3 separate regions of the Homo sapiens genome follow, and all the other regions are linked to region 3. A link is a loop called in an ENCODE intact Hi-C map of the cell type or tissue named here. Cell type or tissue: dorsolateral prefrontal cortex. All regions are shown on one strand. Links, peaks and the distances in the headings refer to the core of each region. The heading gives the core; the rest is flanking DNA. Region 1 overlaps AK5 (adenylate kinase 5). Region 2 overlaps AK5 (adenylate kinase 5). Region 3 overlaps AK5 (adenylate kinase 5).

Region 1 (11,049 bases), core at 4,859-9,858, 130 kb after region 3:
GATTTTGATAGGGATTACATTAAATCTGTAGATCACTTTGGGTAATATCGACATCTTAGCAATATTAAGCCTTCCATGGATTGTTTTAGATTTTGTTTATTCTAATCTTCTAGCCAACGTCTAGGCTGTGGATAAGTCCCTAGGGATACATTCTAAGTAACTGAGGAACAGGAGTATTTTTCTTACACCACCTTAGAATCAAGGCCTGTGCAGGGCTGGGGGGTTGGAGGGGAAAGGAAGAGGAAGGTGTGGTACAAACGTTGAGAAGCTTCCTGTCTATGAGGATTGGCAGTTGTGTAAACATGACACTAACATACAATTGTAGATGTGTAATAACTGCTGCAGGGTCAACAGTGTTTCAGGCTTTTCCCACTTACCTTGCCCTTGAACTTAAGGTTAGAAGAGCTCTGAGAGACCCTCCAGGAAAGTCAGGACAGGTCCTGCGCATGTTTGGAAGCGATGGGAATAAAAGTCTTTTTTTTTTTTTTTTTTTTTTTTTTTTGAGACGGAGTCTCGCTCTGTCGCCCAGGCTGGAGTGCCGTGGTGCGATCTTGGCTCACTGCAAGCTCTGCCTCCCGGGTTCACGCCATTCTCCTGCCTCAGCCTCCCAAGTAGCTGGGACTACAGGCGCCCGCCACCACACCTGGCTAATTTTTTGTATTTTTAGTAGAGATGGGGTTTCACCGTGTTAGCCAGGATGGTCTTGATCTCCTGACCTCGTGATCTGCCCTCTCAGCCTCCCAAAGTGCTGGGATTACAGGCTTGAGCCACCTCGCCTGGCCAAGTCTTTTTTTTTTTTTAATTGCTCTGAGAGGTGGTAGAACATTCTCTTGAAACCCTCAAATGATCGAGGACAAGATGTATAGTAAATAAATAAGGTCTCTCTCTCTCTCTCGGTCAACAACAACAAAATTAAATTATAATCCTTATTCTTCTTTGGGGAATTTTAAAATTGAGTCTGAAGGCAAACCCCAGAACTTAACGCCTATGGGGTTCCACATCATTTTGAGCAATGACAACCCTGGACCTTCCCAAGGTGGAATCATTAAAAGCATGTCACTCGTGTACTCTGGAGTCAGAAAATCTAGGTTTTCACCTGTCATTTATTATGGAGATAATAATACCTGTTAACACCTATTTAAAAGGTTTTGTAAACATCAGATCATATAACATGCATAAATGTCTTCTAAGCTATAAAAGTTTATAAAATATTATCTAGTTTAGCATCACTCATTTGTTAATCACACCTCATACAAGCCTCTAAAATTCCTGCTCCATCACCACTTCCTCCTTTGCTTAAAACCCAGTTAGGGTGAGCTCAGAGCTCTATGCAGCCCATTGGTCTGTCCTCTGGCGTAAGTATGAATTCAAATGGTCCATGTGATCTTCCCTAAAGTAAAGCAAAAAACTTCCTCTCCCACTGTGGTCCCCGTTCAGACCGGTTTTAGAATGTGGCAGAGAAGAAGCCTAACTAGAACTAAGGAACAAGAAAGTCATCAACATGGTGACTGGACAGTTACACTCAATGCTAAAATTCATGATTCCATTTCAAACAACACACAGGTAACACATTTCATTACTGAGCATACAACCGTTAAGTGAGATTTTAGACATCTACAAAGATGATTTCTTACATACTGCTAGGAGGAACTTACAGAGACCAAGAGTGACATTGATTTGTCCCTGGGTACAGTAACTTTAGAAGATTCTAGTATCAATTAAGCAGGTGTGCAAGAGAACACATCCAGCCCTCCAGAATGAGCTCCTGCTTTAAACCTGACCAGATGGCCGGGCACGGTGGCTCACGCCTGTAATCCCAGCACTTTGGGAGGCCGAGGCGGGCAGATCACCTGAGGTCAGGAGTTTGAGACAAGCCAGACTAACATGGCGAAACCCCGTCTCTACTAAAAATACAAAATTAGCGGGACGTGGTGGCACATGCCTGTAATCCCAGCTACTTGGGAGGCTGAGGCAGGAGAATCGCTTGAACCCAGGAGGCAGAGGTTGCAGTGAGCCAAGATCGCACCACTGCATTCCAGCCTGGGCAACAGAGTGAAACTCCATCTCAAATAATAATAATAATAATAAAACCTGACCAGATGAACAAAGATGCTACAAACACAGAATGAGCTACTGTTGACTCCTTAATGCCCTGCAGGGCCCTTCATTTGTAGCTCCCCTCCAAATTACAAGCAAGAAATTCATTTGAAATTTGACAAAGACAAATGCAGACATCTGATTTTCCCCAGAGATTCAAAGTAATCAGCTTGGTTGAAAGCATAGTATTTCCCCTAGTGCATCAGGCCTGCAACTATGTTTGAGGTCCATTCAAGCCTGGAGAGGTTTTAACCAGCCCACAAAAATCTCACCAGCCTTTCTGTGTCACCGAGATTGATGCGTCCGATGCATTGGACCATCAGTTCCTTTAAAAATTCAGTTAGTTAGGCTGACACTTTTGCATACCTGTAGCTGAGTTCTCCGAGATACAAGGTCCTTTGAGGATTTCCTTGGACACTGCATATGACATCGCTAAAAATCAAATGCAAACTAATGTCCACAGCTTAAGGGTAAGTCTATGTGTGGTTTCTGTTACCTTCCTATCTTCTATTCCCCAAGCTGGTTTTATCCCTGTTGAATTACAACCTATACCTTCAGTTTACAGAATGATTACTGGGGGAGGGGCTGTGTATATGTACATGTATGTAATGCATGTATGCATGTAGATGTGTGTAATGAGGCAGAAGGAATATGAGGGAGGAGTCAGGGTTTCTGATCACCATCCTCATTCCCCACTCCAGCTGAGAACCCCTGGTTATAGTGACTCTGGTGTGAACAGGCCTGTATTTGGAGCCTGGCTTTGTAATTCATTGGCTGGTAAGCAAGTCAGCTAACTTTGTAGATCTCCTTCTCCTCTTCTACAAAATGTTGGTTGGAAATACATACCTCAGTGATTGTTGGGAAGATTGGATGGGATCCTTGACAAGTGCCTTTACACACTTATAAGCCTACATATGGTGTTCAATAAGTCTTTACAGTTTTTTTAATAATGTGTATTTTTTCTGACTATAGAAATAAAAATTATATAGTATGAAACAATACACAAAAATATAAAACAAAGAATAACTAACCACCCAGTGATAATACCTATTAATATTTAATGTATGTTCTCCCCAAGCTTTGTTCTGCCTGTTTTTGCTTAGTTAAAATCATACAGAACATAGGAATAGTAATTATTTTTTGAGTACTTACAATGCGCCAGAAACTGAACTTGATGCTTTACACATTTCATTTGATTAATTTTTACAGTCCTACTTAACAGGTGTTAGGACCCCCGTTTTATAGGTTTTTTTTTTTTTTTTTGAGACGGAGTCTTGCTCTGTCCCACAGGCTGGAGTGCAATGGCGTGATCTCAGCTCACTGCAACCTCCGCCTCCTGGGCTCAAGTGATTCTCCTGCCTCAGCAGCGGGGATTACAGGTGCCCACCACCACGTCCAGCTAATTTTTATATTTTTAGTAGAGATGGGGTTTCACCATGTTGGTCAGGCTAGTCTTGAACTCCTGACCTCGTGATCTGCCCACCTCGGCCTCCCAAAGTGCAGGGACTATAGGCGTGAGCCATTTTATAGATTCTTACCATCTTGAGAAGGGCTCTGTGCTTAGCCTGACTCCCTGGTGTGAAATTGAAATGCTTTCCTGTATTAAGCCAATCTCATACTCAACATCAGCCAAATTAACCACATATTAACAGAAGTCATATTAACAAAAGTCATATTAATGGAAGTCATATTAACAGAAGTCATATTAATGGAAGTCATATTAACAGAAATCATATTAATGGAAGTCATATTAACAGAAGTCATATTAATAGAAGTAGAATGCATGGGTTTGCTCTTGGCTTTTCCCTCCCAAAAGACTCTTAGCTGAAATTCTGCCTTTAGCCAGAATATGTACATAACTCTCGTGGAGGTGGGAATGATGGCTTCACAGTGATCCCTCTGCCTTACTACTCTCAACTATCTCATGACACTTCATTGACAGAACCAGTGTTTCTGTTTATAAGTGTATTCTAATCTTCAGAATGAGCTCTTAACACACACACACGTGCACATATGCACACATACACAAAGTTTGAGTCTGGCCAAGGGAATGTCCAGTTGGTGTGTTCTAGTTGTTTAGAATTGTGGGGAGCCCTGGAGGCCACATAGGATTTTTCACTTGAGATGTTTCTGCTCTCTTCTGATTCCCGGTTCACTGCAGAACTTAGAGCTGCGTAATGGTGTGTGGGGGGAGAAGTTATATATCAATTGAGTAGTATTACTATCATTAGGGTTGTGTATTCAGGAATGCTGGAATGACCCAGATATTCCTCCTCTAGTGAGGTTCCCCCAAGGGGACATACCTCAAGGTGAGAGCAAATGAGAAATAGGCATGCCACTTTCTTTTCAGCCAGGGCCCTTTCCTGCCAGCACAGGGAGACTCTGGTAAACATGCTGTAGCATGCGACTTAGGCTAAAAGCCTGAGTGAGGCCGCTGACTCTTTCTAGACCTAAATCTGACCAGTGGGATACTTTACAGGTCAAAAGGATGACTATGTTGCAAAGCCCACCTTAAATAACATTAGCTCCCATTTATGTAGTGTTTGAAGTGAGTCAGGCGCTTTACATGTACAAACTCATTTAACCCTCACAATAGTCCTGTGAGTCAAATACTATTATTATCCTCATTTTTAAATGAGGAAACTGAGGCATACACCAAGAATAAGATAGTTGTTATTCTCAACAAAGAGTTCCTGGATGGCATGGAGAGCTCCTGCCCACTGGTAAACGTGGCCTAACCCCCATTCTGACTTAATCAGAAGAAAACTAAGGTGGGGGTGGAGTCAGAGGGCAGGAGGGCAAACTTCTCCTCCCGCTCCACTTGCTGGAATGACCAAAGCAAAACCATGATCACAGTCCACAATGCTCATGTCCTTGTGCTGGTGGGCTGCCCTCATGCCCTGAGGGGTGCAAGGATGAGTGTGGTCCTGTGTCCGGAAATGGTGGGTTCTTGGTCTCACTGACTTAAAGAATGAAGCCGTGGACCCTCGCGGTGAGTGTTACCATTCTTAAAGGCAGCGTGTCCGGAGTTTGTTCCTTCTGATGTTCGGATGTGTTCGGAGTTTATTCCTTCTGGTGGGTTCGTGGTCTCGCTGGCTCAGGAGTGAAGCTGCAGACCTTCGCAGTGTTACAGCTCATAAAGGCAGTGTGGACCCAAAGAGTGAGCAGTAGCAAGATTTACCGCAAAGAGCAAAAGAACAAAGCTTCCACAGTGTGGACGGGGACCCCAGCGGGTTGCCACTGCAGGCTAGGATCTGGCCCCACCCACATCCTGCTGATTGGTCCATTTTACAGAGAGCTGATTGGTCCGTTTTGACAGGGTGCTGATTGGTGCGTTTACAATCCCTGAGCTAGACACAAGTTTTCCAAGTCCCCACCAGGGTAGCTAGATACAGAGTGTGGACACAAAGGTTCTCCAAGTCCCCACCAGAGTAGCTAGATACAGAGTGTTGATTGGTGCATTCACAAACCCTGAGCTATCCACAGGGTGCTGATTGGTGTGTTTACAAACCTTGAGCTAGATACAGAGTGCCGATTGGTGTATTTACAATCCCTTAGCTAGACATAAAGGTTCTCCAAGTCCCCACCAGACTCAGGAGCCCAGCTGGCTTCACCCAGTGGATCCTGCACTGGGCCACAGGTGGAGCTGCCTGCCAGTCCCGCGCCCTGCGCCCGCACTCCTCAGGGTGGATGGGACTGGGCGCCGTGGAGCAGGGGGCTGCGCTCGTCGGGGAGGCTGGTGCCGCGCAGGAGACCAGGGGGAGGTGGGGGGGAAGGCTCAGGCATGGCGGGGGCTGCAGGTCCCGAGCCCTGCCCCGCGGGGAGGCAGCTAAGGCCCGGCGAGAAATCGAGCACAGCAGCTGCTGGCCCAGGTGCTAAGCCCCTCACTGCCTGCGGCCATCCGGCCGGCCGGCCGGCCGCTCCGAGTGCGGGGCTCGCGGAATCCACGCCCACCTGGAGCTCTGCGCACGCGCCTGCAAGCGCTGCGCACAGTCCCGGTTCCCGCCTGCGCCTCTCCCTCCACACCTCCCTGCAAGCTAAGGAAGCCGGCTCCGGCCTTGGGCAGCCCAGAAAGGGGCTCCCACAGTGCAGCGGCGGGCTGAAGGGCTCCTCAAGCGCGGCCAGAGTGGGCGCCAAGGCGGAGGAGGCGCTGACATCGAGCGGGGGCTGTGAGGGCTGCCAGCATGCTGTCACCTCTCAGTCCCACTAGATCCCAAGAGGCAGCAGAGGCAGCTTCTGAAAAATAAAATAAGTGAGTAGGCACCCCACCCCACTCGCTCCCTTTCCCACGGCCCCACCCCCCTCTCCTGGTTCCATTTGGCCCACTCAGCTTCTTGCCCAAACTTCATTCTGAAGGCGTTGGCTCTCTCCATCAGGGTGAGGTCACCAAGCTTTGGGGTTACATGTATCTGCTTCAGGCCTGTCACTCACTAGTCCCTAGTGACCTTGGGAAGGTTAACCTCTGAGGGCCTCCATTTCCTCATCCTTAAAGTGGGAATAATCATACTTCCCGGCAAGAGCGCCAGAGGGCTTATGGGATGGCTGTTTGTAAAGCCCTTAGCACAGTGAAGCATAGCCAGCTGCTGAAATGTTGCTGATGGCATCTCAGCAGCCCTTCCAAGGGCACTTGTGCTCTAACTAAGGTCCCCTGAAAACCAAAGGCCATGGAGAATCCGGTGAGGCTGGTGCCAGAGCCCCAGGGTGCCAGCAGGGTGATGTTGGGGGCAGGCCAATGTCCCCAAGTCTCTGATTCATTCAGCCAAGGGCAGAGTTCTCTGCTCGTCTGCTTACTTGATGTTGAAGACTAACCACAGTCCGGTGAAAACAAGAGCAGAGCTAGGAACCAGACAGCTACTCCAAGGGACTTTCTAATGATACATAGCGAAGCATTTTGAAAAAAATTAGATGGTATCTCATTGAAACATTTCAAAAAATTTTAGGTATTAAAAACAAATGGTTCAGGTCACTTCCAAATAGAATAACTGATCGATAGCTTTTTATATAGGAAGAGAGTGCTGATTCCAGGAGAGAGAGGTTAGGTCAAACCCCCTAGTTTTGGCACAGGAAAATGGCTTGTCAGAGTAGCTTCTCAAACTATGATGCTGTGAAGACTCACTTAGGGATCTGGTTAAGATGCAGACTCTAGGCTGGGTGCGGTGGCTCACACCTGTAATCCCAGTACTTTGAGAGGCTGAGGTGGGTGGATCACTTGAGGTCAGGAGTTCATGACCAGCCTGGCCACCATGGTGAAACCCCGTCTCTACTAAAAATACAAAAATTAGCCGGGTGTGGTGGTGCACACCTGTAATCCCAGCTACTTGGGAGGCTAAGACAGGAGGATTGCTTGAACCTGGGAGGCAGAGGTTGCAGTGATCACATCACTGCACTCCAGCCTAGGCTGCAGAGCAAGACTCTGTCACCAAAAAAAAAAAAAAAAAAAAAAAAAACAGATTCTGCTTCAGCAGGTCGCGTGTTGTGCCTGAGAGTCTATATTTCTAACAAGCTTCCAAATGACATGCTGCTGGTCCGTGGGCCACACTTTGGGAATCAGTGTGGAAGAAAAAGCTACCTCTCTGCCCCGTGCTTATTTTGGTCTAAAAGGTCATTTGCTGCCGGCTCCTGCTCAGTGACATATAATCTCTGTTTGTACCTGTGTCCCTGAATTATCTTTCCTGTCCCCACAAATGGCCTGAAAATAACCCCACAATTGGAAAAATCGCCTGGCTGTCTCATGCAACCCTAACCCAAAGTTGTTTCAGGGAGAACATTAAGCCGCCTCCCAAGCTCGCCCTCTGCTGGTGAACAAGGGTCATTTTTTTCCTAAACCCTCACCCAGCCTTTCTTGCTGCACAAATGCTCTTTTTTTTTTTCCTTCCAATTAATACAGACAGAAAAGTCGCATGACCTATTCCAGAGGTTTATTGCACTGTTGTCGATTTTGGAGAATGTTTCCACTCTGTTCCTTAAAGTACACCCCTCAGAGGAGGTAGATAAATGTTTGACCAACACTGTCTGGCAACTCACGATATTACGAGTTCTCCGTGTTGCCTAAACATCCTCTTCTTGACTGAACTTTGTTCTCATCCCACCCCACACACTTTCTACAGTGGTGGCAAGCCTTCATTTACTCACAGCTCGAATGTGGCAAGGTCAGGGGGAGTAATGGTTTCCTCTGATCCAGGGTTGGAGGAGGATGCAAAGTAAGCATGTCCCAGAGACAAAAGAACATTTAAGAGAAGGATATGGAGATGGGGAGACTCATAACACAGATCATACCACCATCACTCATTCATTAAAACATTTCTTCATCACCTACTGTGTGCAAGACTTGGGACTAGGAGCAGAGAATTCTTAATCCCTGCACACGGGGAACCTAAGCCTCATAGAGGAAATAAGCGTAACAGTGAATCGTTAGTGAGTGTCTGCTGTATGCCAAGGAGCATACGTATGTTACCTTATTTAATTTTATTTCATCCTCACAGCAATCCTATGATCATCCTCATTGTATGAATGAGAAGACTCAGATGCAGAGAAGTTGAGTCAGACTTCTAGTTAATGAGGAAGTCAGTTTAAATGAACAATATGTAAGTCTGGCACAGTGGCATGTGTGTGTAGCCCCAGCTACTCCGGAAGCTGAGGCAAGAGGATCACTTGAGTTCAGGAGTTCAAGACTGTATAGTGCACTATAATTATGCCATGAATAGCCATTGCACTCCAGCCTGGGCATCAGAGCGAGACCCCATCTCTTACAAAAGAAAAGAAAATAAAAACTTTAAAGAACAATTTGTTATTATCTCTCGTGGTTCTGGAAGTTATGGGGCTCAGCGGGCTGGTTCTCACTTGGGGTTCCTTATGCAATTGCACTCAGACAGTGGCTGGGGCTGAGATCCATGTCTGGAGCCAGGGCTGGGATATCTAAAACAGTTGGGGGCTGGTAGGGCATCTCCGTCCACATGGCCTCTCCACATGGCTAACTTGGGCTTCCTCTCAGCCTGGCAGTCTCAGGATAGTTGGACATCTTAGATGGCAGCGGACTCCCCACTGCAGCAAGTGTTCCACAAAACCAGACAGAAACTGCAAACTTTCTTGTGACCTAGACTCTAAAAGCATGGACATTATTTCCGCTACAGTCTGTTGGTCAAAATAGTTACAGGTCAGATTCAAGGTGTTTCTGTGTCTCAGTGGGAGAGTAGCTTACAAGTAAAGTGAGATAACGAATTGATGAAGCCCATCCTGGAGACAAGTCATGACACCAGGGTTTGACCCTAAGCAGCCTGATTCCAGCCTCTGTGTGCTAAAGCATTATGCCCCACTCACCTGACACAGTACAGGCACAGCCACAGAATGCCACCTGTGGCTGTTATATCACGGTGGCTTGAAGGAGAAGTGATTAGCTGTGCCTCAGGTGGTCAGGAAAGGCTTCACATTAGAGGAAACACCCCCTCACACATACATACTCCTTTCTTCTCAGTGCAGAAGAAGACAGACAGTGGCTGCAGTGGGTGGCATATACTCGTCTGCATCACGTGAGGTGGCCTAAAAGCTGAGGGCAAGAGACAGCTCTGAGGCAGTGTGTAGAAGGGAACTGACCTGGAAGGGGGGAGCTATGGAGTCCAGTCCCAGCTGCACCATAGTGTAATGCTGGGACCTTGAAGGGAACCAGAAGGCCAAGAAAGGAAAAACCAGAGGCCCTGGGCCTTTCCAGAACATCAGCAGGGTGAGGTTTCTGACTGTGTTGTGCTCCACTCCCATCTCCAGATTGGAGACCCACAGTTGGTGATCTGTATGGACTGCTCGGCAGACACCATGACCAACCGCCTTCTCCAAAGGAGCCGGAGCAGCCTGCCTGTGGACGACACCACCAAGACCATCGCCAAGCGCCTAGAAGCCTACTACCGAGCGTCCATCCCCGTGATCGCCTACTACGAGACAAAAACACAGCTACACAAGGCGAGTCACTTCACTTTCTCCTCTGAAATGAGCCGCTTACCTTTTTTTTTTTTTTCCAAGAAAAGAGAAAAAGCTGAGAACATTTTAGTTAAGGGATCTGGGAATTAGAACTCTGTGCAGCTGCAGCACTGGGGCCAAAAGGCCCAGCACAGTGGCTTATGCCTGTAATCCCAACACTGTGGGAAGTCAAGGCGGGTGTATTGCTTGAGCCCAGGAGTTCAAGACCAGCCTAAGCAACATAGTGAGACCCCTGCCTCTGCAAAAAATTAGCTGGGTATGGTGGCACATGCCTATAATCCCAGCTACTCAAGAGGCTGACGTGGGAGGATTGCTTGAGCCCCAGAGGTGGAGGCTGTAGTGAGCTGAGATTGTGCCACTACACTCCAGCCTGGGCAACAGAGCAAGACCCTGTCTCAAAGAAAACAACAACAAGAATTTGGACCAAATTATGAATCCCTTACTCTTCACTTCTATTTCAATCAAAATTAAATATCTGTCGTCATATAGACCATAAAAAGGTGGTCATATAATTTTCACAGATCCCCTTATAGTTGCTGAAAACAACTCCTTTTTCCCAAAAAAGAGAGAGAGGGAGAGAGGAAGGGAAGAAGGCAGGGAGGGAGGGAGGCATAGATGAGACGTAGGCTCTGCCACTGACTCTGGACTGTGAGATTATTCACTAGAGCTAAGATTCAATGACTTTGAATTTCTATAATTTTACATCGTTCACAATTGGCTCTTGGCTCCTTTGCCTCAATTTCTTGTGATAACCAACATTTTTAGAAGAAGCTGCATATGGGGCCAGGAGAGCAGGTAATTAAGTAAAACAATGAAGATAGTGTGAGGAAATGAGTGTATCAACCTAGTGATCATGAGCTCTCTGCTGAGTCACCATCAGTTTTATGAATTTGGGAAAACTGCCCAGTCCTCATCCTTCCACTCATCCCATAACTATGTATCAGGAACCCATAGTCCATCAATTGCACTAGTGGTTTGGATGCA
Region 2 (10,062 bases), core at 1-5,000, 120 kb after region 3:
ATATACCCAAAGGACTATAAATCATGCTGCTATAAAGACACATGCACACGTATGTTTATTGCGGCACTATTCACAATAGCAAAGACTTGGAACCAAGCCAAATGTCCAACAATGATAGACTGGATTAAGAAAATGTGGCACATATACACCATGGAATACTATGCAGCCATAAAAAATGATGAGTTCATGTCCTTTGTAGGGATATGGATGAAGCTGGAGACTTTTCAAATGTAGACTTGACAGAGCTTGGCAACTGATCAGGTATGGGAGATGAGGAGGGAGACCCTAAAGTGGAATGAGGCAGAAAGTTGGTGATTATTTCCCCCCATTTTACAGATAAGAAACTAAGATTCAGAGAAATTAAAAGATTGCTCTATAACCACGTGACTAGTAAGTGGTGGAACCAGTGTTGATTGTCAGATCACCCATCCCGTGCCCTTCATGATACTTCATACTCCTCCACTTCCACCCCTGTGCAGATGCAGAGCCCTTTCATGCTCCAAGTTCCATTACTGAAGACACCAGGCTCAGCCTTATGCCATCTTTCCCACACTTTCCTTGTGCTGGCAAAGGTGATTAATTACCCTTCCCCTTCCTAAGGAGTCCCAGCCAGTGCTTCTGCGATGGTGTTTACAGCCCCCACTCATAGAACCTATCACACTGCTGTGATGATGGTTCCCCTGTCCATCCTCCCCACTAGATTGTGACCTCTCTGATGGAAAAGACCCAGTTCTGGGTCTTTTTATTTCTAGTGCTTAGCAGTGTCAAACCCATTCTAGCTGTCCAATAGATGTTTCTTTAAAAAGAGCTGTGTTAATTAACTTCATGCTTAATTCCAGGTAACATCCTGGAGTTAGTAAGATGCAATAAAATGTCAACAAAAGTCATTTTAGGCCAGGCCCAGTGACTCACACCTGTAATTCCAGCACTTCGGGAGGCCGAGGTGGGCGGATCACTTGAGGTCAGGAGTTCGAGACCAGCCTGGTCAACGTGGTGAAACCTTGCCCCTACTAAAAATACAAAAATTAGCCAGGAGTGGTGGCACTCGCCTGTAGTCCCAGCTACTCGGGAGGCTGAGGCAGGAGAATCGCTTGAACCTGGGAGGCGGAGGCTGGTCCTTATCTTAAGGAGTCCAGCTCAGGATGCTGAATCCAGGAGCTATCTCACAGGAGAGGATTGCTCCTGTCAATACAAAGCAAACTGGAAAACGTGACCCACGTGGGCATGCCGAGGTGATGCAGATGGTTTCAGTTCTACTTCTCAAAGAACACCAGGTACCGAAGAGAAGGCAGACTTAGACTCCCTGGGCTGGCAATTCCCATACAGTCTCTCCCCTCCCTTCCTTCTGTGGCAATGCTGTCGAGACCTGTAGGGAAATGACTTACTCAGATGCAAATTGGGCGTTCACAGTACATGCACTTTTCACAATATATAGCACCTTTGGCCTCACAGGGAACGCTTTTTACATTTTTCCACCTTTTTTTGAGGTATTCACAGACAACTTCAAAATAGAATCTCATATTCCACAATCTCTTTGTGAATCATATCACGTGGTATGGTGTATGGGCTTATTCAGGGGTTCGAGCCTTGGGTAATGGTACACTAAAAATGAGTGAGATGACAGTAAATGTGACAGCTCCTGTCTGTCATCAGTCGTCTTGCCACCAGAGGACACAGCCCACTCATTCTGAGATGCGGTTCCTCAAAATATCTTTTGCCGGGTAACAAATTATCCTGGAGGGATATCAAGGCCCCATTGTTTTTTTATTTAAAAGTCATAAGTTAAGACCTCAAAGATATGTCGGTGGCAGTATATGAAAATTTATGTTTCTACCAGCAGTTTTTGTGCTTTCACTGCAGTGATAAAATCACTTTGTTTTTCAGTTTGGAGCCAAGGGAAGAATCAAGCTATTGTGTAGATTACTTAAAATTCCACAGTGCCTGCGCCATTTGGCCAAAGAATGCTAAAAATTTGCAGCTGTTGCTCCCACGAAAGTTTCTAACTGGGGCAGCGGCTGCTGTTCAACACACAGCTGTTGTTAATTTGAGCTGAAGATTTTTAATTGCCTTTGTGTCGAGATTTATTAAATAACATTTTAGAGGAACAAAAACTGTAATAGTCATATTAGCAGGATGCTAAAGGAAGAAAATAATTGGAACATGGCATTTTTGCCTTGTAAGCCAAGTCTGAAAATATCTTTTCCACATGGAGGGCTCCCAACCATCCCAGGAAAAGCATTTCCAGGTAAATCCAGCCACAGAAGCCCTGATGGCCTTTTCAGGAGCTCAGCCACTTGCACCCCTTAGTCATTTACCTGGAAGCACCACTTCTCCAGAGTGGCCACCTTGTTCCCACACTCTCCATTCCTATTATACTGAGAGACGGGAGGCATAGTGCTTACAGTAAACATAGCATTAGCTGGCAGTTGGCTGCTTCTTTAAGTGGTCTGCATTATTTTGGGGAGCCTCCATAATTGCTGTTTTCCTATTACATCCAGCCCATCCCTGACTCCCTGACAATACTATGAGGGGTCTGACCTCCTCCCCATTTGGCTTAGAGCAGCTGTATAGATGAGCAGAAGATAGAAAACTCAGACCTTTCCTGGATTTTCTGGCAAGGCAAAGAAGGGGGAAGGAGGGGCCCTTCTATTAGAAAGGGTCAACAACTAATGTTGTCCCTTAAGAGGGAAGTTGCCAACCGCACAAAGAAAGGAGTTTTAAGTATGAAAAAAGGCAAACCAGGAAAACCGCAGAATGAGTTGTAAATCCTCATTACCATACTAAAATTTCAATCATGTTTTGCATGCTGATGGTAAATGTTTCCTTTTAGCAAGAAAACTTTGTCAGGCATTTATGGTGCACTTACGATGTGCAAAGTGCTGTGTGATGTGCTCAGGGCACCCAGAGAAGCTTGCAGGGCCGGCGACCAGTGAGGGAGCTGCAGCCCAAGAGTAAGACAGGCAGGGAGCACCCGGCGCTGTTTACAGCATTGGCTCCAACAGAGCTGAGGGTGAGAGGTCTGGCTCCTGCCAGAAGGGGGAAACATGTGATCTGGACCTAAGGGCTGAGGACGACCTTGATCATTAAAAAAAAGGATGAATGTGACCGGGCACAGTGGCTCAGGCCTGTAATCCCAGAAGTTTGGCAGGCTGAGGTGAGAGGATCGCTTGAGGCCAGGAGTTCAAGACCAGCCTGGGCAACATAGCAAGAGACCCTGTCTCTACAAAAAATCTGAAAATTAGCTGGGTGTGGTGATGTGCACCTGTGGGACCCGTAGTCCCAGCTAACTCAAGAGGCCAAGGCAAGAGGATTGCTTCAGCCCGGGAGTTTTGAGTTCAAGGATGCAGTGAACTGTGATTGTGCCACTGTGCTCCAGCCTGGGGACAGAGCAAGACCCTATCTCAAAGAAAAAAAAGAAAGAAAGAAAAGATGAATGGGTAAAAAAATGTGCTAGAATATAGAATATTATTCAGCCATAAAAAGACAGAAATCCTGCCATTTGTGACAACATATTGGAAGACATTATGCTAAGTGAAATAAGCCAGGCACAGAAAGACAAATACTGCATGATCTCACGTGTACGTGGAATCATAAAAAGTCAAATTCATGGAAGCAGATTGTAAGAATGGTGGTTGCCAGGGGCTAGGGAAGTGAGGAGATGTGGTTCTGGAGACCTCATGTACAGCATGATGGCTACAGTTAACAACACTGTATTGTATACTTGAAATTAGCTAGAATAGATGTGAAATGTCTTCAGCACCAGAAAAAAAAAAGATTATGTGAGGTGGAGGTTTATTAACTTGATTGTGGTAATTATTTCACAATATATATGTATATCAAACATCACATTGTACATCTTAAATTTATAGTTTTATCAATGATACCTCAATAAAGCTGGGGGAGAAAACAAAGAGAAGAGGAGGAAGGAAGGGCCTTTCAAGCTGAGGACCAAGAAGAACAAAAGCGTGGTAGCCTGGAAAAGTCTGTGTGGGCATAGGAGGCCATTGAATGCTATGGAGGTGGGAGTGCCCTCCTTTCCAGGCACATGGAAAGCATTGAAAGTCCAAGAATTGTGTTAGTTGGACATGACAGTGCTGGAGGAGGGTAAGAAATGGGGAGAGGGGCCCGGCACAGTGGCTCATGCCTGTAATCCCAGCATTTCAGGAGGCTGAGGCGGGTGCATCACTTGAAGCCAGGAGTTCGACACCAGCCTGGCCAACGTAGTGAAACCCTGTCTGTATCAAAAAATACAAAAATTAGCCAGGCATGGTGGTGCGCACCTGTAATCCCAGCTAATTGGGAGGCTGAGGCAGGAGAATCACTTGAACCTGGGGGGTGGAGGTTGCAGTGGGCTGAGATCACACCACTGCACTCCAGCCTGGTCGATAAAGCAAGACCATCTCAAAAAAAAAAAAAAAGAAGAAGAAGAAATAGCGGGGAAAGATGCTGGAGAGGTAAAGTCGGACTAGATTCTGGAGAGTTGGGGTGCTGCTGTAGGGAATTTGAATTTTACTCTGGGAGCATAGGAGGCCATTGAGTGCTATGGAGGTGGGAGTGCCCTGCTTTCCAGGCACATCATCCTGCTAGCAAGTCTGTGGGGCTCCAAAGCCCCTCCGATTCTGACATGCAGAGGTGGAGTGATTGCCATACGCCAGGCGGAGAAGATGAGGACCTGAAGTGTGGCCAGGTCAATGTGGCCACAATGGGGAGGAGAGAAGGGAACACCTCTGAGAGTCAGAGCCCAGGCTTCAAATCCTAGGCTTGCTACTCACTAGCAGTGCAGCCTAGGCAATGGATTTAACTTCTCTGTGCCTCTGCTTCCTCGTCTGTAAAATGGGAATAATAACAGTGCATGCCTCTTAAGGTTATTTTATATAACCTTGTACGTAATACCTAAAATGTTTAGAATAATGGCTGGTACAGTAAGCGCTTGATAAAGGTCAGCTATTATTATTATTTTCAGACATAAAATCCTATGACATACTATTATGAAAGGGATATGGCAGATACTCAGAATTGATAATAGCTAAGGAAAAAAATAAGGTAATAAAACATATTGAGGGACATTCTACAAAATAACTATTCATAATCTTCAAATGTGTCAAGGAAACCCACAGAAACTGTTCTATACTGAAGGAAAGCAGAAGGACATGGCAACTAAAGGCAATGTATGATCCTGAACTTGACCCATTGACTTCAGAGGACATTATTGAGTCAATTGGGACAATTCAGTTGAAATTTGTAGGGGTCCAAGGATATCATTATGATGGAGGATATGCTTGTTTCCTTGTTTGTAGGAAATGACACTAAAAGGTTCTGGAGTAAAGAGGCATCCAATTAGCAACTTATTCCCAAGTGTTTCTGAAAGTTCTTTGTCCTCACAACCCTTCTGTAAGTTGGTGATTGCTGAAAATAAAAACACTTATTTTTTTAAATTAAAAGCTAGCATTTGTTGAGCATTCACTAAGTATCAGGAATTGTGGCCAGTGCTTTGCACATGAGTGGGTTCGGTTCTCCAAGGAAACTTTTCTGACTTTGCATCTCTACCAAAACGGAGCCAAGTACCCCTCCTCTGTGCCCCGATAGTAGGCTGTACTCATCTTCACTAACTGCCTGTGACCATGGGTTACAAGTGGTCTATGAAAAGTAACTGCTTGTTTTTCTGTAACACCTGCCCCCTCCCGCTTCATGGATAATCTAAGCTCTTTAAAGGCAAGGGCTGCATCCCATTCTCCACTTGCATCCACCACTCTCAGCACAGCTCCTGGTATAGCAAATCTCAAGTTCCCAATACATGCTTAGTGACTGGAACACTGAGGCTTGCTCACCATGGTGACTACCATTAAAAATGAGGCACCAGACTTGGAATGCATGTCTGACACATGACTTCTTTTCAAGGTGGTCCTGGCTCTGGCAAAGGCACACAGTGTGAAAAGCTGGTGGAAAAATATGGATTTACACATCTCTCAACTGGCGAGCTCCTGCGTGAGGAACTGGCATCAGAATCTGAAAGAAGCAAATTGATCAGAGACATTATGGAACGTGGAGACCTGGTGCCCTCAGTAAGCAACATGGCCTGACCCACATTACTGCCTTTCCTGTCTGGGGAGACCTTTGGGGTTTTTGTAATGAATCTGAGCTGCTGGAACTAAGAAACCCAAAGAAACAATAGCTGTATATTATTTCCCTCCTTTGCAGCAATCCAGATGCAGGCAGGTCTACAGCAGACAGACCTTCTACTCAACCAGGTCGAGCTGGCCCAGGCTCCTTCCATCTTGTTGCTCTACCAGGCCCTCAAATGTTGGCCTAATTTCACATTTTTCCCCTAAATTCATCCCACTTTAGAATTGGAAAGGCTTCAAAATAGAAGTGAGTGTGGTGCAGCAGAGCCTAGAATTAGAAACCCCCAGAAAATATAAAATAATGCTTTGGTTTAGTTCTGGGAGGTATGATTATCTTGAAATTTGGTATCTTCTTGTGTAATTTAAGAATATCCCCTTTTCTATCTTTTTTCTTCTAAAGTCACCATCCATCTCTAAGAAGCTGAATGGTAGGGATATCAAGAAATATTCATCCCTGCCACACTGGGTCCCATGATAGGCTCTGTAATGAGGGCCGTATGATACAGTCTCTGTTAGCAACAGAGCTGTCTGATTTCTCTATAACCAGCTGCACTCTGTTTCCCACCTGGAAGCCAGAATGGTCCTCATGAAAGGAAAACAGACCATTACAGCTGCCACTTAGCTGGCCTCCTGGAGCCCACTCTTTTCCCTAAAGTCTCCTCTTTTCACAGCAGCTGTTACCAGAAAGGGGTCCCAATCCAGACCCCAAGAGAGGGTTCTTGGATCTTGTGCAAGAAAGAATTCAGGGCAAGTTGTAAAGTGAAAGGAAGTTCATTAAGAAAGTAGAGGAATAAAAGAATGGCTGCTCCATGGACAAAGCAGCCCCAAGGGCTACTGGTTACCCATTTTATGTGTTATTTCTTGATGATATGCTAAACAAGGGATGGATTATTCATGCCTCCCCTTTTTTACCATATAGGGTAACTTCCTGACATTGCTGTGGCATTTGTAAACTGTCATGGCGCTGATGGGAGTGTAGCAGTGATGACAACCAGAGGTCACCCTTGTTGCCATCTTGGTTTTGGTGGGTTTTACCCAGTTTCTCTACTGCAACCTGCTTTATCAGCAAGGTCTTTATGACCTGTGTCTTGTACTGACCTCCTATCTCATCCTGTGACTTAGAATGCTTAACCTGGCAGGGCGCAGTGGCTCATGCCTGTAATCCCAGCACTTTGGGAGGCCGAGGCAGGTGAATCACGAGGTCAGGAGTTTGAGACCAGCCTGGCCAACATGGTGAAACCCCATCTCTACTAAAACTACAAAAAATTAGCTGGGCATGGTGGCGGGCACCTGTAATCCCAGCTACCTGGAAGACTGAGGCAGGGGAATTGCTTGAACCTGGGAGGCAGAGGTTGCAGTGAACCAAGATCACGCCTCTGCACTCCAGCCCAGGCAACAGCGTGAAACTCCATCTCAAAAAAAAAAAAAAAAAAAGAGAATACCTTAACCTTCTGGGAATGCAGCCCAGTAGGTCTTAGCCTTATTTTATCCAGCCTTTATTCAAGATGGAGTTGCTCTGGTTCAAACACTTCTGACACAGCCAGAATGATTTCTTTGAAACATTTATCAAAGTGTGTTATTCCCTTCCTCAAAACCTTCCAATGGCTGCCCGCCACACTTAGGATGAAATCAGAGTCCTTTCTGTAGCTCTGGCCTCCAGCTCCCTCTCCAGTGTTATTTCTCACCACTCTCACCTTGCTCACTCCCACCCACCACTAGCCTCCTTGTTCCTCCCACAAGTCAGCCTGTTCCTGCCTCAGGGCCTTTGCATTTGCTGTGTCTGCAGCCTGATGCTCTCCCTTCATACAGTCACATAGTTTGGTCCTTGACTTCATCCAGATCTCCACTTCAGTGTTACACTTTATCAGATGCCTTCCCTGACCACCCTATAGAAAGTAACACCTCTAGCATTCTGTACCTCTTTGTCCTGCTTTAATTTTGTACCTATCAGTTATCTTCGCTGACTCTTCATTATATATTTATTTGTTCATCTATGGTCTGTCTTCTTCATTAGAATATAAACTTCATGAGGACTTCATTCACGATTATCTAGGGATAGATTCTAACCACACTTGCAATGGCCGCATTCCCCAAGCCCCTGCCAAAAGCCAGAGAGCCCACGAAAAGGGAATTCCTCCACTGGCAGCTGATTGCGTTTTTCCTCTACCAATTTCCAGACTCTGGTGTATTTCTCCTACTTCATTTACCATAGCACTTGCTAAATACAAATTTTCAACAAAGAAAGTGATGTTACTTGAAAATGCTACTTTACATCTACCTAAAGTCTTTTAAGTCAGTAGATGTCAAATTTTATAAAATATTTACTGGAAAAAAAGTTAACAGTAAGATACCTTTTTTTTTTTTTGAGACACAGTCTCGCTCGTCACCCAGGCTGGAGGGCTGTGGCAGGATCTTGACTTGCTGCAGTTTCCACCTCCCGAGTTCAAGCGATTCTCCTGCCTCAACCTCCTGAGTAGCTGGGATTACAGGTGCCCACGGCAATGCCCGGCCAATTTTTGTATTTTTAATAGAGATGGGGTTTCACCATGGTGGCCAGGCTGGTCTTGAACTCCTGACCTCAGGTGATCCACGCACCTCGGCCTCTCAACATGCTAGGATTACAGGCATGAGCCACCGCACCCGGCCAGTAAAATACTTTTTATACCATGTTTTGTCTAGTTTTAAATTGCCATTATGCCTAATTCATGGAGTGCTACCATATGAAATGCAGCTACCTTACCTCATCTAATCTAAGATGCCAATATTTTAAGACAGATAACTGGTAAGAATATACCAGTAAGAAAAAAACACTAACAATTAAACTATGACTCAGAACTGATTATAAATACCTGCCAATTTCATAGATATTAAAATATGGGGTGGAGGTGGAAGAGTGAAATGAAATATGGTCAATTGCTGTCTGCTGTTAACCTTACCTGAACCTTCCTCCCTCCCTCAGTGGATGACTGAAGGAGACTTGGGGTACTTCTAGTGTTCTGTGAAAGAGCTCAGGTCCTGACCACTCTCGCTTTGCTCCAGGGCATCGTTTTGGAGCTCCTGAAGGAGGCCATGGTGGCCAGCCTCGGGGACACCAGGGGCTTCCTGATTGACGGCTATCCTCGGGAGGTGAAGCAAGGGGAAGAGTTCGGACGCAGGGTGAGTGGTTGTTACGGGCATCCTTCCAGAAGAAAAATAGGGGACATCCTTGAGGTTGGGTGATAATTCAAAGTCTATTTCTTTCCCAATTACATTAATGAAAACTTTAAGGGGCAGAAACTTGACTCAAACTAGAAATTTAAAAAAAGGAGATTTATTGACTTAAGTAACTAAAACACCCAGCAGTGGTTTAGATTTGGTTGACTCCAGATATCCAAATGTGTTCATCAATTGTCTGACTCTCTCTCTCTCTCTCTAATTCTCTTTCCTTTGTGTTGGTCTCATTTTCTTCCTGATCAAGGCTTACCTTCTACCATCTAAGTGGCTTCATAGAAAAGTGTTTCTGTTTCCCAGTGGGTCCAGCAAAAGACCCAGAGTTGTGTTTCCTATCCTGGATTTGGTCACAGTCCCATCATCACTGAACCAATTACTGAGGCCGAGAGGGAAGAAGAGGGAATACGCTGGCTGGCCCAGCCTGGAGGACCAAGGAAGGATGGGAAGGGAGGAGGGAGCAAGGGCACCACACCTGAACCACACAGGGAAGGAAAATTACCCCCAGGAAAAGTAGGGCTGCCCTTACAAGAAGACGGGGGAATGGGTGCTGGACAGGCAGAATCAGAACTACACACCACCCTCCCACTATCCTCCCACCATCCCACCTCCCTGCCCACCCTCTCCTAGTGAGGAGGGTGGGTCAGGGATACTCACAGGGGAGCAGCAGTAAGTAAAAACCATTGTGGCTGCCACGTATTGAACCCACTCTGGGCCAGATCCTGTGCCCACA
Region 3 (11,049 bases), core at 3,587-8,586:
TCTTGGCCAGGCACAGTGGCTCATGCCTGTTCATCCCAGCACTTTGGGAGGTTGAGGTGGGCCTATCACTTGAAGTCAGGAGTTCGAGACCAGCCTGGCCAACATGGTGAAACCCTGTCTCTACTAAAAATACAAAAATTAACTGGCTGTGGTGACGTGTACCTGTAGTTCCAGCTACTCGGGAGGCTGAGGCAGGAGAATGGAGTGAACCCGGGAGGCAGAGCTTGCAGTGAGCTGAGATCATGCCACTGCACTCCAACCTGGGTGACAGAGCGAGACTCCATCTCAAAAAAAAAAAAAGAAAAAGAAAAAATGTCGTAAATCTGAATGTGTGCTTTGTGATTCATGAATTCTTGTCAGATAAAGAGTATGTGGTGGGGCAGCCACAAACTCAAACAAGGATCTTCATGGGCCTGGAATATTGTGGGCTCAAATTCTCTCTCTCCTATGACACTTTCTTTAATCCTCATTCCCACTTACTCCACAAAACCTTCTTAATCCTCCTTCCCTCTCTGGGACCAGTTAATCCTTCTTTCTCTTTTGATCTCCTACTGTAGTTCTCTATACAGCTCTGTGACAGCCCTTATTTTGCATTAATGTTAGGGTTAAGTAAAAGTCTCCCTCATTGGATTGTGGACTCTTTAAAGGCAAGAGTCCTATTTTACTGAACAATGAACTCTAGTGCATGGCATATAGTAGGTGCACAACAAGTTTTTGTAATGAATTAATTAATATAAATGGCCACACAGTAATGTCACTTTCTCACTCATCTCTAATGGAAGTTCCTACTTGGACAGGGAGAGGACATTCTTAAAAGGTCAAAACATAATCTATATTATATGATACTAGAGAAAAACATCTTTTCATACTATCCGCAACAAATGTATGTACTCAATAAATATTGGTTGAGTCATAATCAACTGTTAAAAACTTCCAATGAGCTTGCGAATTCAAGAATTTACTGGGAAGTTTACCAAAAAATTAATTGTAACTCACATAGCTTTTAAGAGACACAGGATCTAAGAATACTCAGGACAAGAGACCTTTAAATCTGCACTCCCCTCAGTAATTTTAAAAGTGAATATGAGGGCCCTCCTCTCCCTCATTTGTTCCTGCAGTGAAAGAAGGAGATCACTTTGGGAGAGTTCAAACATGATATTGATCTCCTACACTGCTGAGAGACATAATGGATTCTTTTTTTTTTAGGATAAGAATGGAGCTTTGTTTGGAAGAAAAGGGGTCCTGCAAAATGTGATAAACTTTCCAAATATCCTACAAAGTCTCTTTGTCATTTTGTAAAAGTGGACATACTGCCTTTGTTTTTGTGTGATCAAGTTTGACTCATTCTGCAAAGCCTGAGGGTTGCATTTAAAATTGGCATTAATTTTGTTTTTCACAGGCTTAGCTTTTTTCCCTGAGGCTTCTAACAAATTCTAGTTGGCTTCTGTCTCTATTATTGACCATGTGTACCAAGTGGAATATTGTCTATAAAAATTTGAAGGCATCTGTTGCTTTGCAAAGACTATGTGCCTTTTATGCCTTAGGTAAGCTTATCAATTCCAGTCCCCTTTAAGAGGAGGCTGACCATGCCCATGGTTGCAGAGGTGAAAATATAAAGAGAAGCAGATGTGGCTTGAGGCAGCAGAAGGCTAAGAGGCTCTTCAGAGCCTGTGCTCACTTTGTCTTTGAGTGAAGCTGCATCTTTGCAGAACAGCATCTCTCATTGCAAATGTCTTTGGAAGGCTCAAGCATATTTGAAAAAAATAAAAGAGGCATAACTAAACAAAACATAACCTCAAACAAAAGTGATAGAGAAGGTTGAGCCAGGACACATATAAACAGGTTTCGATGGGATGAGAAGTTATTCGAAGGCCTCCAAATAACTGTAGGAAGCCAGAAAGAGCATCGTCTATTTCTTCTCGGATAATCCCAAGATTCTTATCTATATCCCCTGACTCACTCCTCTTCATCCCCTCTATCAGCCCAACTCAACTACTGCCTGAAAGATCTATCAATACCATTCTTACTCAACAGGATCAACATTAGGCTATACATGATTCTGAACTTGCTGAGTTCATAGTTCATTGATATGTGGCTAAAAAATTATTTTTCTGTATGATCCACAATTCAGAAAATAAAATATAGGTATGGATGGCAGGTAATCTCTTTTTCTACATGTTGCTTCCTGTCAAAGCCAATTCTTCTGCCATTTTAGTGGAAGAATAAGAAGAGTAACTACCCATAGAGTTGAGTCAGCTAAATTCACATAAAGTCTTAGCATCAAAAGCATTTATAAGGATTTTTAAATCTATTTGCATATTTTCTTCCTCTGCCCATGGAGGTAAATGTCAATTCCATTATTGTAAATCTGATTTCCAGTCTCATAATTTTCTTTGTCTCTCCTGCTTCATTTATACTTTTCCTAAAACTTGGGGAAAAATTGTTCAATTACACAAAGAGCCCAGTAGCCCAGTGGCTATTAAGTTGTTAAACAAGCCCCCATTCTGTTTTCATTCTGTAATTATTTCTTAAATCAAGCCTGTCATAGCCATCTTGCTAATAAGTTAATTATCCTGAAACAAAGATCAATTTGGTGTTTTGGGAACTTGGTACAAACAATATTAACACAAAGTTATAGACCTGGGAATAGTGAGTAAGGGAAAAAATGAGGATGGTTGTTTAAACGGCTCTGAATTTGGAAATGACCCTCAAGCTAAAAATAGGAAGGAAAAACAAATGAATGTGGGATAACTAGGAACATAGGATTTGTTCTTGCAGAGCTGAAATAGCTTAATGCTTAAGAGCACAGGCATTGTAGTAAGACAGACTTGAGTTCTTATCCAAGATGTGTTCTTCCCTAATTGTATGACCTTAAGTAAGTACTTAGCCCTTTAAATTCTTTCCTTGGGAAAGTGTTACGTTGTGATTGTTCTGGGATTTAACTGGGATGTTTGCAAGATGCTTTGCCTATTACCTAGCATATATAGTAAATGCTTAATAAATGGTAACTCGTGCCATGCACATGAGCCCACCTGTCACATTCCTGTGTGCCCATCACAGCACCCACTCACTACAGACACATGCCCAGGGATTTCTGGTAGAGAATAGTCAGCTACCAGGTGTTAAAATCCCAAGAAAGCCTTCAGATAACTGTAAGAAAAGGACATCTCCCCTTCTCAGAATAATCCCAAGATTTTAAGGCAGAGGCACCCTCATCTTCTTCAAAGAAGTTACATCTTTCTTACCTTCATTTCTTCTCACGGCACTTCCTCTCCCTGGTATGCCCTTCCTTTCCTTTCTTCACCTGCTTAGTCTCACTTGTTCAGAACCTCCCCGAGCCCCACATTGCCACACGTACCCACCGCCTGGCCCCCAGGACCTCCAAGCACACCTCCATCACAGCCCTTCCCACAATGAAGTAATGATTGTCTTAGCAGTCTCTTGGCGCTTCCTCCGTCATGAGGGCAGAGACGTTGCCGTGTTTGACTGAATTAAATTATTTCCCCCAAGTCATCCTTACTTTGAGTCCACTTCTCCAACAGGGGGAAACATTAGCACAATTTTTCTAGCAGCTACTTTACTATCCAGAATGATTGTCCACTAATCCAATTAAATTTTTTTAATAAACATTAAGCTTCTCACTACTGGCAACATTAAATGTGTGTATTAACTAAAAAGAAATTTGGGCTGGGAGCACTGACTCACATCTGTAATTCTAGTACTTTGGGAAGCCAAAGCAGGAGAATCACTTGAACCCAAGAGTTCGAAACCAGCCTGGGAAACATAGTGAGACCTTGTCTCTACAAAAAATTTAAACATAAAAAATTAGCCAGGTATGGTGCCACGTGCCTGTAGCCCCAGCTACTCAGGAGGCTGAGGCAGGAGCATCACTTGGGCCCAGAAGTTAGAGACTGCAGTAAGCTATAATCATCCCACTGCACTCTAGTCTAGGCAACGGAACAAGACGGTCTCTAAATAAATAAATAAATAAAATTAAAATCTAAAATCCAAATGCTTTTTCTACTTTATTAGTGGTATCTCTCATCATAATGTCCTGTCTTCCTACTGCAAGATGCATTCCCCTTAGTTTTCCATCTTCTAAGCTGTTCTTTTTGATTCCACTTGATCTCCATTGAATCTTACAATAATTATGAACTGACCATATTTGGCCATGGTAGTTAACGTCAAAATTGCAGGAGATAAATTTTTTTAAAGGATGAATCACATGGACTTAAACAAGTAATAATAAAAGGAAAGAGAAGGAAAAATAATAAAAGAAAATAGAATGAGCCTGATCTTCCCAGGGCCTAAATTAGCCCCTAGTCACACATCTGTTGCTCAGGCAGCACAGCGGGTTTTTTTCAGGCTTTCAGGGTACCACTTAGAGCTCTGTAGCAGGGAGACACTCGAGCATTAAAGAGAATGGAGCCTGTAATTAGGAGAGGTACCAATGTCACATGAGGCTGAAATTTGACTTCTGAGGCTTTAACGAATTTCTTTAGTTTGGAAGCTTTCTTGGCAAAGCTTTAAATCTCAATGCCACTACTTTGTAGTTTTGCAAAGCCTCAAATTGCTGGAATGCTGGGAGGAGAGAAGAGAAAATAGAAAGGGGAAAAGGGTATGTTAATTAATTTAATTTTCTGGTTAATTCAGCTTGACGAGTATTTGTCTAACTGCTGGGCTCAGAATGCTGTAGGTGCAGTAGAGAAAAAACGAGAACTGCACAGTGTAATTCTTGTCTAAAACGAGCATATCATTTTTCTCATTTTCTCCCTTTAACGCTTTCTTTACCAAGTCATTTCAAAGTATTTTAGTCCTCACTAGTGGTTTAATAAGTACAGAAAAGCCAATATGATTTAATCTTGCTTCCATGCATCTCCAATGATCAGTCTAATACCTAGAACAAAGTAGGTGTTCAATATATCTATATTGAATTGCATCCTGTAGGTGGTATACGAGATTGGGTCCAATCTATATGGATCTCAAGAGATATTCTAAAAGTTTATTTATTTGACGAAATCTATTAATCACCCTATTTTCTGGGCTACAGATCCCTTTCTTAAGCAACTTTTGATTGAGAAGCAATGCATTATCTAGTCAGTATCATCTTAATGAAATCTTAAATCCTCTTGGTATTTACTACATTGGGGTTTATTTCAGCTACCCCCAATAGAAGTAAGTGCTTTCTGCAGCAACTTAATTTTAGAAGTGTTCTGTCATAGTACCCAAAGATTAGCGAGCAGAATATTGGGCACTTGATATCTGCTCATGATCTGGACATTGGTCAAGCTAAGGATGTTTGCTCTGGGGCTGTACCTGAATCTATAAAATTTAGACAATCGGCCACTGCAGCCACCCTCCCTTCAGCTAAAGAATTGTTCCGAACCCCGATTACCACCACTGACTTGGATTCTTTTCTCTTGGGCCCTTTTCTCTCAACCACAACCTCCTGCATGGCCTGAAACCGAGCCTCTCCCTTCTTATTGTTAGTGGTCTGGCTTTGAATCGACTGTCTCCTAATTAGACAGCCAGATCAAGGGGCTCTGGGAAAGGAGTCTGGAATGCTTTCTCTCAGTCAAAGGGGATAGGGGGCCAAAGCCCTGGTTGGGCTGTGAGGGAGGGGCAGCTAAGCTGGGCCCATGTGTGTGGGTGCTGGTGGCTGGAACTCTGGGACAGAACCAGAGCAGCTTCTTTAGGAAGTGCCAGACCAGACATGGCCCATATCAGAAATCCATTCTCCCATCTCAGAGAGGCTCTTGGAAGGAGGCTAGGCCCACTCTTCCTTTGATTCCTGAGGGAGACCGAATAGTGATGAGAGGAGAAAAACAGAATCCATGCTAGATGACCTCAATCCTCTCAGCAAACTAAAAGGCAGGGTTATTTGCAAAGAGGTTTAGAAGGCTGCTGTGGGGTGCAACTAGAGTCAACAATAGACAAAGAGGATTGCTGGGCAGTAGCCAGTTTCCCTGTAGCTTTAAGCTACCAACCCACACAGACCCATAGGAGTTGGGAAGTCATCTGCCTCTTGCAGTCAACTTTGCCTGCCCTTGCTCCTTCTGATTTCCTGGCCAGTCTGCAGGAAGGTTCTTCTGCCAACAACCACAGCCACCCAGCAAGGTACATGCATCATGCAGAGAAACAGAATCACCTACTAAGGTCCCCAAATGGGGAAGAAGATAAAGAATATTTCAGTATATTGCATCTGGACCTGGCTTGGCACAGTTTCTGAGGATTCTTGGGGGTCCATCCTAAGACTACTTCCAAAAGCCCTGCTTTGTTCTGCAAGTGCCCAGCTAAGATCTGATCCTGCCAGCCTTGGCATCTGCATCTGTCTGATGCAGACAGATGTGGATTTGGATCCTGGCTCTGCAATGTAGTTACACAACCTGGACAAGTTATTTAATCTCTTTGAGGCTCAGTTTTTGAATCTTTAAAATGGAGATAATGTTTTATAATGTTATTGTAGGAATCGAATAAATCCATATAAAATCCAAGTGATAAATTAAAATTGATAAAAAATGTATAAAGAAAACCTCTAATGCAGTGTGTGGCACATAGTAGTTGTTCAGTAAATGGCGTTACCTGGTGCTCCTGTTGTTGAGTGCTGATGAAGATTCCAAAAAATATTCTCTGAGCTAATGTCGTAGGAATAATCAAAGTTATCTTAAGTTAACCTTCTCTGCTAGGTTTCTATAGCAGAATAAATCAAAGTCACTATTACAGTGTTAAGCTTCATGTTCAAGGAGAAGTTTTTCATAAAACAGTTCATAAATATCACAACAATTTTCTCTAGTATCTCTTTATTGTGTTGACTTTTTCCCCACAAAGTTCTCTGGGTGCTGCCTATATCCAGTGAAATAAAGATTCTGTACAGAAGGCTTAGAAAATAAGTGTTTTACTCAGATATACACAGCCTTCAAGTGTTCTGTACTCATCCCTTTGCATACCAATCATGTCTGTTTTTAGATCTGTCTTCTTTCATGATTTGTCCTTCTTTCATTCTGTTAAAAAAAAAAAAAAAAAAAAAAGTATGTTCCGCCAAGCTTGGTTCAGCAGGGCTGTACCACAGGAATTCTCATCAAAACATGGGACTGACTCTACTTTCTCAGAGAATTGTTCCCACCCATCTCACTCACCACGTCCACTTAGGTGTTTCTCTTTCAAATTTTGTAGTTAATTATGAGGCTTTAGAAATATGGTTCTGCAAAGTAGTCTCAATGGTTGTTACTCCATTGCTGATAACTTCACTCCAGGAGCCATGAGTTTTTAAAGTTTATTACTCTTTTAGTGCAATCTTCAATTTTTAGTTGAAGAAAAACAAAGTCACTGCAAAGAGAACACCAATCAATCAATCTTTTGGAGGGACATCTCCAAACATATAAAAGAAATTTTGAAGGGCCAGTTATTTGCATGTTGAAGGAGCTTCAGTAACAAACAAGAAATGCCATTGGTGGAGAGCCTGCTTAATTGAAATCTCTTGCATGAATCAAGGGAGAAGTAAAAATTTCAAGAAGCTCATTTGGTTCTTAGAGAATGACACTTATGGGATATATAACACTGAAACAAAACAGCCAATTGATTTCCCCATCAAGAAGGAGAGGAAAAAAATGGGAGACAGACCTAAGTTTAATCAAAAGCAGAATCGCAGAGGAAAGATTGAACTGGTACCATCCCTTTTCAGTCCATTTAGGGTGTCTCATAGACATAACATTGCTCATTATGTGGCAAGCCCTATCTCTATTGCAGTTTGAAAATCAGAGCCAAAAGAAAATAAAAACAAAAACTCATTTCCGCCATTAAAAATGCAAACCATGATTATAGTTTTCTCCTCAGATGGTGCATAATTCTCCTCCCTCTGCTATAATTCCCTTTCCTAATCTAGATATATTTTGTAGACTTTTGAAAGTTGTTACTGCATTTGTTATTCAAATTAAAACATGTGTTGTGAATGAACTAGGGAATTTGGTGAGCATTTCATTTTGAAATTTCCAATTGACCTCTCTAGCCCTCTTATATTAAATGACATAAAACAGATTATGCAGACCACATCCTCTGCAAATTCTGTCCTTAGGAATAAGAAAAGGATTTTCTTAAGATTCCTAGACATTAAATAACAATTACCTAAAACATAGCATCCATCTAATCACAGAATTTCAGAGCTGTGAGCAACTTTAGACATCATCTGGTCTATTGTCCTGCAATTATATCTCCCTGGATCCTTTTCTGACCCATGAAATGTAAATAAATTTTTATTCCTAGAAACTCATCACTCTACCTATGCTACCGCTGCAGCACTATCACTCCTGCTACCCTTTGTATTTTGAAGTTAACATCCAAGGTTCTTGTAGCTGAAAACTTTTTCATTATTATTATTATTATTATTGTACTTTAAGTTTTAGGGTACATGTGCACAACGTGCAGGTTTGTTACATATGTATACATGTGCCATGCTGGTGCGCTGCACCCATTAACTCATCATTTAGCATTAGGTATATCTCCTAATGCTATCCCTCCCCCCTCCCCCCACCCCACAACAGTCCCCGGTGTGTGATGTTCCCCTTCCTGTGTCCATGTGTTCTCATTGTTCAATTCCCACCTATGAGTGAGAACATGCGGTGTTTGGTTTTCTGTCCTTGCGATAGTTTGCTGAGAATGATGATTTCCAGCTTCATCCATGTCCCTACAAAGGACACGAACTCATCATTTTTTATGGCTGCATAGTATTCCATGGTGTATATGTGCCACATTTTCTTAATCCAGTCTATCATTGTTGGACATTTGGGTTGGTTCCAAGTCTTTGCTATTGTGAATAGTGCCGCAATAAACATACGTGTGCATGTGTCTTTATAGCAGCATGATTTATAGTCCTTTGTGTATATACCCAGTAATGGGATGGCTGGGTCAAATGGTATTTCTAGTTCTAGATCCCTGAGGAATCGCCACACTGTCTTCCACAATGGTTGAGCTAGTTTACAGTCCCACCAACACTGTAAAAGTGTTCCTATTTCTCCACATCCTCTCCAGCACCTGTTGTTTCCTGACTTTTTAATGATTGCCATTCTAACTGGTGTGAGATGGTATCTCATTGTGGTTTTGATTTTCATTTCTCTGATGGCCAGTGATGATGAGCATTTTTTCATGTGTTTTTTGGCTGCATAAATGTCTTCTTCTGAGAAGTGTCTGTTCATATCCTTCGCCCACTTTTTGATGGGGTTGTTTGTTTTTTTCTTGTAAATTTGTTTGAGTTCATTGTAGATTCTGGATATTAGCCCTTTGTCAGATGAGTAGGTTGCAAAAATGTTCTCCCATTCTGTAGGTTGCCTGTTCACTCTGATGGTAGTTTCTTTTTCTGTGCAGAAGCTCTTTAGTTTAATTAGATCCCATTTGTCAATTTTGGCTTTTGTTGCCATTGCTTTTGGTGTTTTAGTCATGAAGTCCTTGCCCATGCCTATGTCCTGAATCGTATTGCCTAGGTTTTCTTCTAGGGTTTTTATGGTTTTAGGTCTAACATTTAAGTCTTTAATCCATCTTGAATTAATTTTTGTATAAGGTGTAAGGAAGGGATCCAGTTTCAGCTTTCTACATATGGCTAGCCAGTCTTCCCAGCACCATTTATTAAATAGGGAATCCTTTCCCCATTGCTTGTTTTTCTCAGGTTTGTCAAAGATCAGATAGTTGTAGCCATGCGGCATTATTTCTGAGGGCTCTGTTCTGTTCCACTGGTCTATATCTCTGTTTTGGTACCAGTACCATGCTGTTTTGGTGACTGTAGCCTTGTAGTATAGTTTGAAGTCAGGTAGCGTGATGCCTCCAGCTTTGTTCTTTTGGCTTAGGATTGACTTGGCAATGCGGGCTCTTTTTTGATTCCATATGAACTTTAAAGTAGCTTTTTCCAATTCTGTGAAGAAAGTCATTGGTAGCTTGATGGGGATGGCATTGAATCTATAAATTACCTTAGGCAGTATGGCCATTTTCATGATATTGATTCTTCCTACCCATGAGCATGGAATGTTCTTCCATTTGTTTTGTATCCTCTTTTATTTCGTTGAGCAGTGGTTTGTAGTTCTCCTTGAAGAGGTCCTTCACATCCCTCGTAAGTTGGATTCCTAGGTATTTTATTCTCTTTGAAGCAATTGTGAATGGGAGTTCACTCATGATTTGGCTCTCTGTTTGTCTGTTATTGGTGTATAAGAATGCTTGTGATTTAAAACATCACTATTTCAATTTCAAAACACTGTTTAAAAATCCCAAAGTCAAGAAAACCTAATGTATGTAAGGGCTTCACAATTTTTTCACGACTGACATTTTATGAGATGGGACAAATCTTTGTTGTGAGGATGGCTGTCCTGGGTACTGTAGGATATTTAGCAGCATCCCTGGCAAGTAGCCCCCTGACCCCCTGCAAGTGTGACAACCAAAAATGTCTCCTGCCATTGCCACGTTTCCTTGGGGGAGTGGGGATCGTTTCTGCTTGTTAAGTATCAACATATGTTGTTTATGAAAAACAAGTGAGAAAAAAAGGTTGATGATCTAGAAGCCAGTTCTCCCTTCACCATACACACAACCTCTCCAACACTGAATGTCATCATTTTGTAAAAATCTTTGCCAATTAAGTGGCAATTATGATAATATTCAATCAGAATGCTCTTCAGGGTTCAGTGCCATAATATTTGCTAAAAGAATTAAAAGAAAAGTCCCATGCCACTCTGGAGTTGTAGAAGTGAAATGTTGTAGAAAATGAAATCTGACTTAATTCTGTGGTCCTGATATAAGAGTAAATTGGCTTCAGCAGCATCTGCGCCATCCCATGGCTGAGTTGACTATATGAATGTTATCTTCATTCCTCATGGCTCTACGTTTGTATGTCCAGAGCTTAAGTGGTCAGTTGAAGAATCCACATGTGAATAGCTAGTACATAGTAGTTATTCAACAAATACTTGTTAAATGATTTTATGAATTGTGCTTTATCTTTTCCTCTTGAATTGGACAATCAGCCATTTTAGTCTATGCTGGAAATAAAAATATTCTTGTTCAAATTACTCGGAGGAT

The links. Hi-C counts contacts between places; a loop is a spot of excess contacts. Peaks named below come from ENCODE experiments on the same cell type or tissue, not always from the same donor. Only the 100,000 strongest peaks of a DNase experiment are listed, where the experiment ranks them.
Region 1: a loop joins it to region 3, with 5 times the contacts of the local background. A loop is called at or near these places in 6 of 110 quality-filtered maps.
Region 2: a loop joins it to region 3, with 8 times the contacts of the local background. A loop is called at or near these places in 5 of 110 quality-filtered maps.

The regions. Positions count from the first base shown.
Region 1 is chr1:77,525,992-77,537,040 of GRCh38, forward strand. It overlaps AK5 (adenylate kinase 5), which reads left to right. Exons shown (of 14, transcript NM_174858.3): 13 at 9,856-10,047. Among named protein-coding and RNA genes, the nearest start is that of ZZZ3, 150 kb to the right of the region's middle. In dorsolateral prefrontal cortex, for the core only: CTCF peaks have their summits at 7,889 (motif pointing left) and 8,089; a DNase peak (open chromatin) is centred at 7,870; H3K27ac peaks cover 3,553 bases.
Region 2 is chr1:77,512,666-77,522,727 of GRCh38, forward strand. AK5 (adenylate kinase 5) reads left to right here. Exons shown (of 14, transcript NM_174858.3): 11 at 5,899-6,062; 12 at 9,162-9,278. Among named protein-coding and RNA genes, the nearest start is that of ZZZ3, 160 kb to the right of the region's middle. RefSeq lists an enhancer at 1,680-2,648. In dorsolateral prefrontal cortex, for the core only: CTCF peaks have their summits at 1,934 and 3,035 (motif pointing right); DNase peaks (open chromatin) are centred at 1,220, 1,996 and 2,966; H3K4me3 peaks cover 1,524 bases; H3K27ac peaks cover 5,000 bases.
Region 3 is chr1:77,393,928-77,404,976 of GRCh38, forward strand. The region is part of intron 6 of AK5 (adenylate kinase 5); the gene reads left to right. Among named protein-coding and RNA genes, the nearest start is that of AK5, 120 kb to the left of the region's middle. In dorsolateral prefrontal cortex, for the core only: no CTCF peak of the experiment used is centred there; a DNase peak (open chromatin) is centred at 5,973; H3K4me3 peaks cover 468 bases; H3K27ac peaks cover 4,842 bases.